Regions from separate parts of the Homo sapiens genome. Here region 1 is linked to region 2. A link is a loop called in an ENCODE intact Hi-C map of the cell type or tissue named here. Cell type or tissue: Calu3. All regions are shown on one strand. Links, peaks and the distances in the headings refer to the core of each region. The heading gives the core; the rest is flanking DNA.

Region 1 (5,673 bases), core at 485-2,984, 180 kb before region 2:
TGCTTTAGTGACGTGGCTGTTAAGATGTTTGGCTCATTTTTAAACTGGTTTGTTTTCTCAATGTTGAGTATTAAGAGTTCTTTGTATATTTTAGAAAACAGTATTTTATCAGATATGCCTTTGAAAATATTTTCTCAGTCTGTGCCTTGTCTTCTTGACACTGTCTTTTACAAAGCATAGGTTTTTAACTTTTTTTTTTTTTGACAGAGTCTCACTCTGTTGCCCAGGCTGAAGTGCAGTGGCACAGTCTCGACTTACTGCAACCTCTACCTCCTGGGTTCAAGCAATTCTCCCACCTCAGCCTCCTGAGTAGCTGGGATTACAGGTGCCCACCACCACACCCAGCTAATTCTTGTATTTTTAGTAGAGACAGGGTTTCGCCATGTTGGCCAGGCTGGTCTTGAACTCCTGACCTCAGGTGATCCACCCGCCTCCGCATCCCAAAGTGCTGAGATTACAGGCATGAGCCACCGCACCTGCCCTACTCGTTTTTAATTTTAAGGAAGTCTGGCTTATTTCTTTTATACAGAATGCCCTCGGTGTTTTATTTAAAAACTCATTGCTAAACCCAAGGTCTCCAGGTTTTCTCCTATGTTATCATCTAGGAGTTTTATAGTTTTGCATTTTACATTTAGGTCTATGGTCCACTTTAAGTTACTTTTTGTGAAGGATGTAAGATCTAGATTCATTTTGTTTGCATGTGGCTGTCCAGCTGTCCAGCACCATTTGCTGAAAAGGCTGTTCGCTCCATTGTGGTGCCTTTGCTCCTTTGTCAAAGTTCAGTTAGGCCTCTCATTCCTCAGTAAAATGAAGATAGTAAATAATATAGGAATAATAGCTATCTCATATTGTCATGAGAAATACATGTAAATGGAAAGTTTATTAAAGCATAAACAATAAATGGTGGCCAGTATGACAGAAAATAATACCAGGCCGGGTGTGTGGCTCACACCTGTAATCCCAGCACTTTGGGAGGCCAAGGTGGGCAGATCACCTGAGGTCAGGAGTTCAAAACCAGCCTGGTCCCTCCTGGGACCCAGAGTCAGCCTCTGGCTGCTACTCCACAGCGCACCCTTAGTCGCCAGCTAAATGTGACTTCACCAGGCAACCATGATGACACCGAGACAGGAAAGCCCAGTCCCTGCCTTCAAGTTCCCAATCCAGCTGGGCAAAGAAGGCACACCCGTGGGAGACACCACGCAGGCAGTGGCTCTGAGGTTGAACAGGTTTGATTCCAAGCCCAGCTCTGTCGCACACTAATTATGATACCATGAAAATATGTAACCATTCAGATTAAAAAATGACTGTCAGGGGCCCCCTCTTCGTCTTTGGGAAACAATGACCTGGTCCTCCTCATTCCTGATGTTTCACATGCTAAGGCCCATAGAGAAAGGGTTTGTCTGAGGTCTCACAGCCGGAATTCCAGGGGCAAGACCCCAAGGCAGGTCCGACACCCAGTCTGGGGATGTCCACACAGCACCTCCCTGCCTCCCATTCTCCTGGATGGGGAACGCCTTCTTAACCAGCCCACCTCCATCCTCTCCCCACCAGGCCCCGCCTTCTCCTTTTCTTCCGCAGCCTGCGCCTTCACAGATTAGCCACCAGAGGGCTCTCTGGGATCAAGGACCAGTTTACTGGGCCTGCGGGGAGGCCTAAAGGTTTTCAGGTAAATCCCGGCATCCTAAACCACTGGGGCTCAGGCAGACTTGCAGTTCACCATCGTGACCGTCACTACCATCAGCCACCACCTCTACTGCCTCCTTTTACTGAGCATTTGCTATGCCAGGTGCTGTGCAAGCACTCAGCGTCTTATCTCATTTAATTCTCACAAAAACCTAATGAGGGGCCAGGCACAGTGGCTCCCACCTGTAATCCCAGCACTTTGGGAGGCCGAGGTGGTTGGATCACCTGAGGTCAGGAGTTCGAGACCAACCTGGCCAACATGGTGAAACCCCGTCTCTACTAAAAATACAAAAACTAGCTGGGCATGGTGGCGTGTGCCTGTAATCCCAGCTACTCAGGAGGCTGAGGCAAGAGAATCACTTGAACCCAGGAGACGGAGTTTGCAGTGAGCCGAGATCATGCCACTGCACTCCAGCCTGGGTGACAGAACGAGATTCCGTCTCAAAACAACAACAACAACAACAAAACCCTAATGAGGTAGGTACTATCATCATTTACAAATGGAGAAACCGAGGCACAGATAAACTGAGGGACCCCTAATTTATGTTAGTAACTTAAATAAGGTAAGTCACAGAGTTCATGAGTGACAGGACCAGGATTCCAGTCCAGGTCGGCCTGACTCGGGAGGTGCGCCTTACGTTTGGGTTCGCGAAATAAATTACAAATACAGGGGACTGATGAGCAGCAGCAAGTGCAACGGAACAGGCTGAGTTCAGAACAAGCCAAGAGAAGGCCATGCTAATTTCTAGGTGGCACAGAGCCAGGGGGCCCAGATTTGGGGAGGTGGGGGTCTGCTCAACTTAGGACTCAACCCCAGGCCTCTCCCGAAGCCCTACATCCACTTTTGGGGCTGGACCTTAAGAGTGGCACAGCAACTTTGAGCATCGCTAGAGGAGCAGGCCAGAAGGGAGGGGCAGGGTGGGGACTTGCTGCCCTGCTGTGAGGAGTGGTTTCAGGAGCCAGACAAGGCCTTGCTATTGGAGAAGGAAACGCAGCTGGGATTTGCCAGGACAAACGGTGTAAGAATTGGGAAACAGGAGAATTGGGAAACGACTTCCTTCAGGGGCTGGCGGATGAGGGAGGGCTTGCACAGTTGTTGTTACAGGGGTGGTTTTCAAGCCTTTACAGGAAGGACACATATGTTTTCCAGGCATCAGGGCAGTGCTCTGGAGGGAGGCACATGGGATCTCCGAGGCAGGCATGAGGACTGGGCTAGAACCCTCAAAAAGTGAGCATCTGGGGATAAGCAAAGGCAGAGCCAAAGGCCTTGGGGGGAAAACGACATCTGTTGGACTGAAGATTATGTATGAAGATTCTAAAAGAGCTAGAGGGCAAAAAAGACCCAGCAGGTAGAGTTTTAAGGCATGGAGTGACGCGCCCAGGGCTCGCAGCTGGTCCAGTATAGAAGAGTCAACCCAACCTCTTTGCACGACTTGAAACACTGGTGCAATGCCAGCCTGCTAGGGTGCCAGACCCAGGTGCTGGTCCATCACCTGTGGTGCGGTGTCTAAGGACAGGCTTTGGAAACCCTCGGGCAGCCTCTGACTGCTTCTAGAAGAGGGGCACCAGCTGTTTCACTGAATGAAAAGCAGGAACTTTCTCAGGCATCCAGCTGCAAAAAGACAATTTTAAAACTTTTCTCAAAATTCCTCAATGAATCCAAAGTGTCCAACCAAGAAAGGTGCCTGGTTAGATTGATACAAAGCTGACAATATAGTGATGTCACCTCCTTACCAGGCCAGGGCACTATTCACTACAGAAGGAGACTACACTGAATTTAGTAACCAAAGATTTCAGATACGTAATTAGCCCCCAAGGGCAGAGTGGGAGTAGATTTCATCTGATTGATCAGTGCCCTCAGGCAGCTCACAATCTGGGGAAAGTGGCCGAGCAGCCACGTCTCCAGCGCAGGCAGGTATGAGGATAACCAGAGGAGGGAGGTGACAGCATTGCTGAGGAGGGAGCTGTAAAGTTCTGACTGAACTGGCCAGGATGGGTCCACAGGGGCCCAGCCATCTGAGCTGGGTCTTAAAGCAGAGCTTCCAATTTAGCACAGAAAGGAGGGTCAGCTAGGCTAAGGGAAAATCCCAAAGGGAAGGCCTAGAGATTTTAAGTATTTGGGCAATGGTGGGTAGTTCTGACAGCTGGGAGTGACTTATGGAGGGCAGGGTGCAAAGCAGGCTGGAGTCAAAAGACAGGCTTGGAAATGTGCCGTGCTCAGTGAAGGAGGTGAGGAATGAAGGAATCAACTGGCAGGGGAGAAGATTGCAGCAGCAAGGACGTGAGGTTTGATGTCAGACAGACCTGGCTTCACCGCTTTGGAAACGTGATCTTGGGCAAGTCATTTAACCTTTTATGCCTAGTTTGCAAAGTGGGGATATTACCAGTACTTTCCTTCACTGGATTTGAGTATTAAAGGAGACAATATACATAAAGTGCTTAGCATAGTTTGTATACTGAATGTTCAGGAGATGTTAGAGATATTTTACCATTACTACTGAAAAAGCAGCTCATTGTGTAGTATCCATATTGACACACTTTCCTTTGTTCCATGGCCATAATAAAAGGACATTCCCACCCCCCTGGCCGTGCGCAGTGGCTCACACCTGTAATCCCAGCACTTTGGGAGGCCGAGGTGGGTGGATCACCTGAGGTCAGGAGTTCGAGACCAGCCTGGCCAACATGGTGAAACCCCGTCTCTACTAAAAATACAAAAATTAGTCGGGCGTGGTGGCAGGCGCCTGTAATCCCAGCTACTTAGGAGGCTGAGGCAGAGAATCGCTTGAACCCAGGAGGTGGAGGTTGCAGTGAGCCAAGATTGCACCATTGTACTCCAGCCTGGGGGATTAGAGCAAGACTTCGTCTCAAAAAAAAAGAAAAAAAAAAAAAGGACATCCCCCCAGCTAAAGGTAGGTGGGCACCAAATGTTCTCAGGCATTGGTTCCTGGCAGCTGAGGTGGGCAATTTCCACCCCATCCCCCACTCCAGCCAAGGGGATATTTGGCAATTCTGGAGACATTTTTAGTTGTCACAACTTGCAGGGTGCAACTGACATCTAGTGGGCAGAGGCCCAGGATGCTGCTAAACATCCTAGAATGCACAGAAAAGCCCCTCAACAAGAATTCTGCAGCCCCAAATGGCAGTAATAGTGAGGTAAAGAAACTCTGTCCTAAAGAAACCCACGCAGCCTTTCTGTAGCACCAGAGCAGCCGGAAATCCAGCCTGGGGCAAAAGTACCCTTATGCCAAAAATAGAAGTTATGCATATGGCTTTGCTCATTTCTAAAAAGGCACCATTCTGGATTCTACATCTGTCAGAGTAAATATCAGGGTGAGTGAAAAATGAAAGGCAATCTAACAATATAAAGAATAGTATACAATGATCAAGTAGGATTTATTCCAAGTAAGCAAGGCCAGTTCAATATTCAAAAATCAATCAATGGAATCCACCATATCAAAAGGTGAAAAAAGAAAAACTATACGATCATATCAGATACAGAAAAAGCATTTGACAAAATTCAGTACTCATTCATGATTTTTAAATATCTCAGTACAGAAATAGAGGGGAACTTCTATAAAAATTATACTACTTACATCATACTTAAAGTGAAAGACTGAATGCTTTCCCTACAAGATCAGGGACTGGACTAGGATGTTCACTCTCACCACTTTTTTTAAACTGGAAATTTGAACCATTGCAATATGACAAAAAAGAAAGAAAGAAAGAAAAGAGATAGACACTGGAAAAGAAGAAATGCATCTATCTCTATTTGCAGACAACATGGTTGTCTAAATAGAAAATCTCAAGAAATCTAACCAAAAACTCCTAGAATTATCGAGTACAGAAAGGTCACAGGATACAAGATTAAAATACACAAATCAGTTATATTTCTATATACTACCAATGGACACACAGAAACTGGAATAAAAAATACCATTTATAATTGCTCCAAAGAAAATTAAATACTTAAGTATAAATCTAACAAAACAC
Region 2 (6,979 bases), core at 1-2,500:
TTACAAGTGTGAGCCACTGTGCCTGGCCAAGAAGAGGACTTTAAGAACAAACTTTCAAAGCTTGGCTAAGCCTGGAATGCTCCATCTCTCCACTATCCTCTCCCTGCAGGCCTCCTGGCCATCCTCATCCCCCGCCTGGACCTGGTCATCTCCCTGGTGGGCTCCGTGAGTGGCACCGCCCTGGCCCTCATCATCCCACCGCTCCTGGAGGTCACCACGTTCTACTCAGAGGGCATGAGCCCCCTCACCATCTTCAAGGACGCCCTGATCAGCATCCTGGGCTTCGTGGGCTTTGTGGTGGGGACCTACCAGGCCCTGGACGAGCTGCTCAAGTCAGAAGACTCTCACCCCTTTTCCAACTCCACCACTTTTGTTCGGTGAGCCTGGCACTGCTCCTTGCCTACCAGCACCCGACTTTTAATTATATGGATCTCTTTTTTTTTTTTTTTTTTTTTTTGAGACGGAGTTTCTGTCTTGTTGCCCAGACTGGAGTACAATGATGCGATCTCAGCTCACCACAACTTCGGCCTCCTGGGTTCAAGCGATTCTCCTGCCTCAGCCTCCCGAGTAGTTGGGATTAGAGGCATAGTCCAGCACGCCTGGCTAATTTTGTATTTTTAGTAGAGACGGGGTTTCTCCATGTTGGTCAGGCTGGTCTTGAACTCCCGACCTCAGGTGATCCACCCACCCCGGCCTCCCAAAATGCTGGGATCACAGGCGTGAGCCACCTCGCCTGGCCAGATCTCTTTTATATGCATTATCTTTATGTCACTGCTTTGCCTTTTCTCTGGGCCAAGTCATGGTGAAACAAGAAAGCTACAAGCTCTAAATGGTAATTTTTTACATTTTTGTTTTGTTTATTACTTCTTCTTTTCATACCTCTGGCATTCCACTACATTGTGAGCTTTCCCTTGGAAGGCTCTGGACTCTATCCAAGCTTATGATAATTCACACAATGAATTTCATACCTAGCGTGGAGCTATGCAAGAAGCAGCCACCAGAGGGCCCCAAGTGGCAGCAACTGGCCAAAGGAGATGCAGCCAGCTAAGACTGTCCACACTTTGGCAGACAACCGGTTTTCCCTTTTCTGGGTCTGTTCAAAAAGCAAACATTAAGGGTGGGCACATAATCCACAAGCCAGAAAGTTGTGCACGGCTCCAGTGTTGAGATGGGTAGGGCCAAGATGACCAGTGTGAAAACTCTCAGATAGAAAGGAGCCATGCATATTAAATGAGGGGCAACAAACATTTCAAACGATTAGATAACATTTTCTCCCAACTCAAAGATCCCAACAATGAATAGGAGGCATGGAAGTAGATGTGCCAATGGGGAGGGATGAGGAGTGAACATGAATATTATTTGAATAGACTTTACCTCTTAATTCTTGCAACATGCATTCTTGATTACCTACTGTGTGCCAAACAAGATTTTGTAGAATATTGCAAAAATGACCATAAATTCCTCGTGATAATGTGACTTTGCACCTGCTCCTATGAAAAGATGAAGTCTGTATCTGTATCCCTTAAATTTTTTTGCTTGTTTGTCGGTTTTGTTTTGTGTTTTGTTTTTTTGAGATGAAGTCTCGCTCTGTTGCCCAGGCTGGAGTGCAATGGCACAATCTCGGCTCACTGCAACCTCCACCTCCTGGGTTCAAGCGATTCTTCTGCCTCAGCCTCCCAAGTAGCTAGGATTACAAGTGCCTGCCACTATGCCTGGCTAATTTTTGTTTTTCGTAGAGATGGGGTTTTACCATGTTGGCCAGGCTGGTCTCAAACTCCTGACCTCAGGTGATCCACTTGCCTCGGCCTCCCAAAGTGCTGAGATTACAAGTGTGAGCCACCACGCCCAGCCTCTCCCCTTTAAATTTGATCTTGGCCTTGTAACTTGCTTTGGCCAATGGGACATTAGTAAATGTGATGCAGTCAGAGGTTTGGTAATAACCTATGCATCAGGACTTACATCACTTGCTGCTCTATGGAGTTGAGACCACCAAGTAAAGCATCCTGGGCTAGCCTACCGGAGGATCAGAGACCATGTGGAACATAAATGAATCATCCCAGTTGAGCCCTGTCCGCAGATCAACCAGCCTACCAACTTCCAGACACGAGTAAAGCCATCCTAGACTATATCCAACCCCAGTCAGGCTGACACAGACCATAAGAATTGTACAGATAATCCACAGAACTGTGATAAATAATAAAGATGTTTGTAATTTTAATACATAAAGAGTGGGAAGTTTTATGCAGCAAAAGATAACTGATAAATCATTCTAAAGAGGATACACTGATTAATGAGAAAAGAATCCCTGCTCTCAAGCAGCCAGTCTGCTGTCCATTGGGGAAGAGTTAACAGGTAATCAACTAAGTAAATACCATCTAATGTCCATCTAAGGGCAAAGGACACTACCTGCTCTAGAGCACCAAAGAAGACTTTCCACAGGTGGTATCATTTGAGCTGGGCTTTGAGTAGAACCTGAATCTTCTACGACTGAGCCTGAACCTTCTTCCATTCTGTCCTGCTGCCTGGACATTACAGCACCTATGCTTGTGTCTGATCTTGGCTGGCAGCCAGAGGCAAGCCAACCTGAGACATCACCTCCATCCTTCTGGTGGTGACTGCTCTCTCCCCTCCCCTCAGAATTACTAAAATTGAGAAAACGCACCTAGATAAATAAATAGATGTTGAAGATCTATAGTCCCAAAAGGTGGGGAGAGGAGAGTTTCTCATCAAACTCTCCGTGGTTTACGGGAATGAGCTATGCCTGTTTCAGCCTCGGTGTTAAGAGAACATTTGAAAAAGCCCTGTCCTGCTTATTTTCATCCTTCGTCTTCCCTGTGCCCCCCAATTCCCACGTCCCGGTCTGCTCTTTCTGTATGTTACTTTCTATCTGCTGGACTTCCAGAAGATACTTCACCAGCACAAGTCCACTCAGATGGAGGAAAGGCTGGTGGTCCACACCCAGATCCCATAGCCTACAGAGTCCCTGTTGGGCAACAGGACACTCATAGCTCGTGCAGGGGTCCACAGTCCACTTTGCCAGAGAATGGGTTGTCATTTCCACCCTGAGCTCTCTGTTTCATCAGCAAACCCAAAGGACTTCCAATGATCCATCCTGAGTGTTGGCAATGTGATCATCCTCTCTGGAAACATTTCTCTCCCACCCTGCTCCACTATCAATCACCGCACCCATCCTTGAAGTTTAAAGTTATCTTCTCTGTTATTAAGAAAAGTTTACACTCATTCTCTAAAGATAAGCCCCTACTGTGTAAGAGGATAGGGTTAATTTTATTACTCAGACAAATCTGGCTGAAGTTAAACCTTGGAAAGAAAAACTAAATTTAGCAACATTGATATAACCAACAAAACTAAGCTAGGGAGACTCATTAGTAATCATTGGCAACACTAAAGACTACTACATGTTAGCTTTATGTCTGAGTGGTGGTGATATTAAAATTTCTTAAGTGGTTTGGAACTGATTTTTTTAGTACACACATATGCATACACACGACTTTCTTCCCCCCATTTAACTTACTATTTATTTAACTTCTGGAACTTGCTAGTGAGTCAAGGAACATAGAAAACCCTTCCTCCTTTCCTTCATTGAGTGCTTACTAAGGATTTTACATGAGATCATCTCATTTAATCCTTACAATGACCTGTGATGTTTACACTGTCATTGTCTCCATTTTCAGATAAGGAAACAGACTCAGAGACATTAAATAACTTGTTAAAGATCAAACACGTAGTGAAGGATGGATCCAGGATGCAAACATTTGTGCATCAAAGCTCCTCACTGCATTGTAGGGCCCAAGGGAGGCCACTGAATGGTGGTTATCAAAATGTAAAATAGGGAGGAGGTAGAGCAAGATGGTAGAAAGCTCCACTGATCTGTCCTGTCCCCCAACCCCTGCTGCAAGGACACCAATTTAACAATTATGTACACCTTCATAAGAACCAAAAAACGTGGGCACTCACAGTACCTGGTTTTAACTTCGTATGGCTGAAAGAGGCACTAAAGAGGTAAAAGAAAAAACAGTCTTGAATCAACTGCGCAGCGCCACCCCTCCCCCACCCCCAGCAGGGGCCCATGGTGCCCAGAGTATCTCTGGGCTCTGGGGAAGGGAGAACCCAGTAATTGTGATGCATTGACTAGGTGCTGCCCTTGTTATAGCAGAAAGGAAAACCAGACCAAACTCAGCTGACACCCGCCCACAGAGGGAGCATTTAAACCAGCCCTAGCCAGAGGGGAATCACTGATCCCAGAGATCAGAACTCTAGTTCCCACAGGCCTCACCACCATGGGCTAAAGTGCTCTGGGGCTTTAAATAAACTTGAAAGGCAGTCTAGGCCACAAGGACTACAACTCCTAGGAGACTCCTAGTACTGAATTGGACCCAGAGACAGTGGACTGGGGGAGCAGGAGACATACTGAGACACCAGTTGGGGTGACTAAGGGAGTGCTTGGCATCACCCCTTTCCTAACCCCAAGAAGCACAGCTTGTGGCTCCAGAATAGACCCCTTCCTTTTGCTTGAGGTGAGGAGAAGGAATAGTGGGGAGGACTTTATCTTACATCTTAGATACCAACTCAGCCACAGAAGAATAGGGCATGGGTCAGAGTCATGATGCTGCCTTTCCAGACCTTAGCTTCTGGGCATTTCTAGACATACCCTGGGCCAGAAGGGAACCCACTGTCTTGAAGGAAAGGACCCAGTCCTGGCAGCATTCATCACCTGCTCACTGAAGAGCCCTTGGGCCCTGAATAAACACCAGTGATACCCAGATACTACATCAAGGGCCTTGGGTGAGACTCTGAGACCTGCTGACTTTAGTTACCAGCTCAGCCACAGGGGTAGAGCACCAAGTAGGCTCTTGGGGTCCCCAATTCCAGGACTTGGCTCTTGGATGGCATTTCTGGACCTGTCCTGGGCCAGAGGGTAGCCCACTGCCTTGAAGGGTGAGTCCCAGGCCAGGCAGCATGCACCAAAAGCTGACTGAAGAGCCCTCAGGACTTAAGGGAACATTGGCAGTAGTCTAGCATTACTCCCTGTGGGCCTGAGGTGGCAGTGGCCATAGGGTGAGGCTGCCCTACCTTTGGAAAGGGGAGGGAAGAGTGAAAAGGACTGTGTCTTGTGGTTCGAGTGCCAGCTCAGCCACAGTACAATACGGCACCAGGTAGACTTCTTAGGTTTTTGATTCTAGTCCCTGGCTGTCAAGACAGATGGCACCTCTGGACCTGCATACAGCCTGGGGGAACTCTCCACATTAAAGGGAAAAATACAGACCCGAATGGCTTGCCACTTACTGATTATAGAGCCCCAGAGCCTTGAGCAAACACACGCAGTAGCCAAGGAGTGGTTACAGGAGGCCTCTAGCAAGACCCAGTGCTATGCTGGCTTCAGGTCTGACCCAGTGCAGTCATAGTGATGGTGGTCACAAGGGTGCTTGTATCACTCCACCCCCAGCTTCATGTGGCTCAGAACAAAGAGAGAGACTCTGTTTGGGAGAAAGTAAGGGAAGAGAACAAGAGTCTCTATCTGGTAATCCAGAGAATTCTCCCAGATCTTGTCCAAGATGATTAAGGTGGTACCTCTGTCAGTCTGCAACAACCACAGTGTTGCTGGGCTTGGGTTGTGCCCTGAAGCAGATACAACTTAGATCACAACACCCAAGCCCTTTCAAATATCTGGAAAACCTCCCCAAGAATGATGGATACAAACAAGTCCAGACAGTGAAGACTGCAAAAAATACTTAACTCTTCAATGCCCAGAAACTGAAGAGCATTTACTAGCATCAACACCATCCGTGAAAACACGACCTCACCAAATGAACTAAATAAGGCACCAGGGACCAATCCTGGAGATACAGAGATATGTGAACTTTCAGTCAGAGGATTGAAAATAGTTGTTTTGAGGAAATTCATAGAAATTCAAGATAACATAGAGAAGGAATTCATCAGATAAATTTAACAGATATTGAAATCATGAAAAAGAATCAGAAATTCTGGAGCTGAAAAATTCAATTGCCATACTGAAGAATGCATCAGAGTCTTTTAACAATAGAATCAATCAACCAGAAGAATTAGTTAGCTTAAAGATAGGCTGTTTGAAAATAGTCAGAGACCACCAAAAAAAAAAGGGATAAAAAATAATGAAGCACACCTACAGGATCTAGAAAATAGCCTCAAAAAGGTAAATCTAAGTTATTGGCCTTAAAAGAGGAAGTAGAGAAAGAGATAGGGGTAGAAATGTCATTCAAAAGGATAATAGAGAACTTCCTAAACCTAGAGAAAGTTATCAATATCCAAGTACAAGAAGTTTATAGAACACCACGCAGATTTAACCTAAACAAGACTACCTTAAGGCATTTAATAATCAAACTCTCAAAGATCAAGTATAAAGGATCCTAAAAGCAGCAAGAGAGAAAAACAAACAAAAACACCATGGAGCTCCAATATGTCTGGCAGCAAGACTTTTCAGTGGAAACCTTATAGGCAAGGAGAGAGTGGCATGACATATTTAAAGTGCTGAAGGAAAACACTTTTACCCTACAATAGTATATCTGGTGAAAATATACTTCAAACATGAACGAGAAATAAAGACTTTCCCAGACAAACAAAAATTGAAGGATTTTATCAACACCAGACCTGTCCTACTGTGTCCGGAATTGGTGGGTTCTTGGTCTCACTGACTTTAAGAATGAAGCCGCGGACCCTCGCGGTGAGTGTTGCAGTTCTTGAAGGCGGCGTGTCTGGAGTTTGTTCCTTCTGATGTTCAGATGTGTTCGGAGTTTCTTTCTTCTGGTGGGTTCGTGGTCTTGCCGGCTCAGGAGTGAAGCTGCAGACCTTCCCGGTGAGTGTTACAGCTCTTAAGGCAGCGCGTCTGGAGTTGTTCCTTCCTCCCGGTGGGCCCGTGGTCTCGCTGGCTCAGGAGTGAAGCTGCAGACCTTCGCTGTGAGTGTTAACAGCTCTTAAGGCAGCG

Evidence for each region. A loop is a pair of places that touch in the nucleus more often than their neighbours do. Peaks named below come from ENCODE experiments on the same cell type or tissue, not always from the same donor. Only the 100,000 strongest peaks of a DNase experiment are listed, where the experiment ranks them.
Region 1: a loop joins it to region 2, with 3 times the contacts of the local background. A loop is called at or near these places in 15 of 110 quality-filtered maps.

The regions. Positions count from the first base shown.
Region 1 is chr5:151,496,839-151,502,511 of GRCh38, reverse strand. It overlaps a transcript of SLC36A1 not described here. Among named protein-coding and RNA genes, the nearest start is that of MIR6499, 22 kb to the left of the region's middle. RefSeq lists an enhancer at 3,973-4,634. In Calu3, for the core only: a CTCF peak has its summit at 1,588 (motif pointing right); a DNase peak (open chromatin) is centred at 1,591.
Region 2 is chr5:151,310,219-151,317,197 of GRCh38, reverse strand. It overlaps SLC36A2 (solute carrier family 36 member 2), which reads left to right. Exons shown (of 10, transcript NM_181776.3): 10 at 110-2,226. The coding sequence ends at 381. Among named protein-coding and RNA genes, the nearest start is that of SLC36A3, 9.9 kb to the right of the region's middle. In Calu3, for the core only: a CTCF peak has its summit at 997 (motif pointing right); a DNase peak (open chromatin) is centred at 1,017.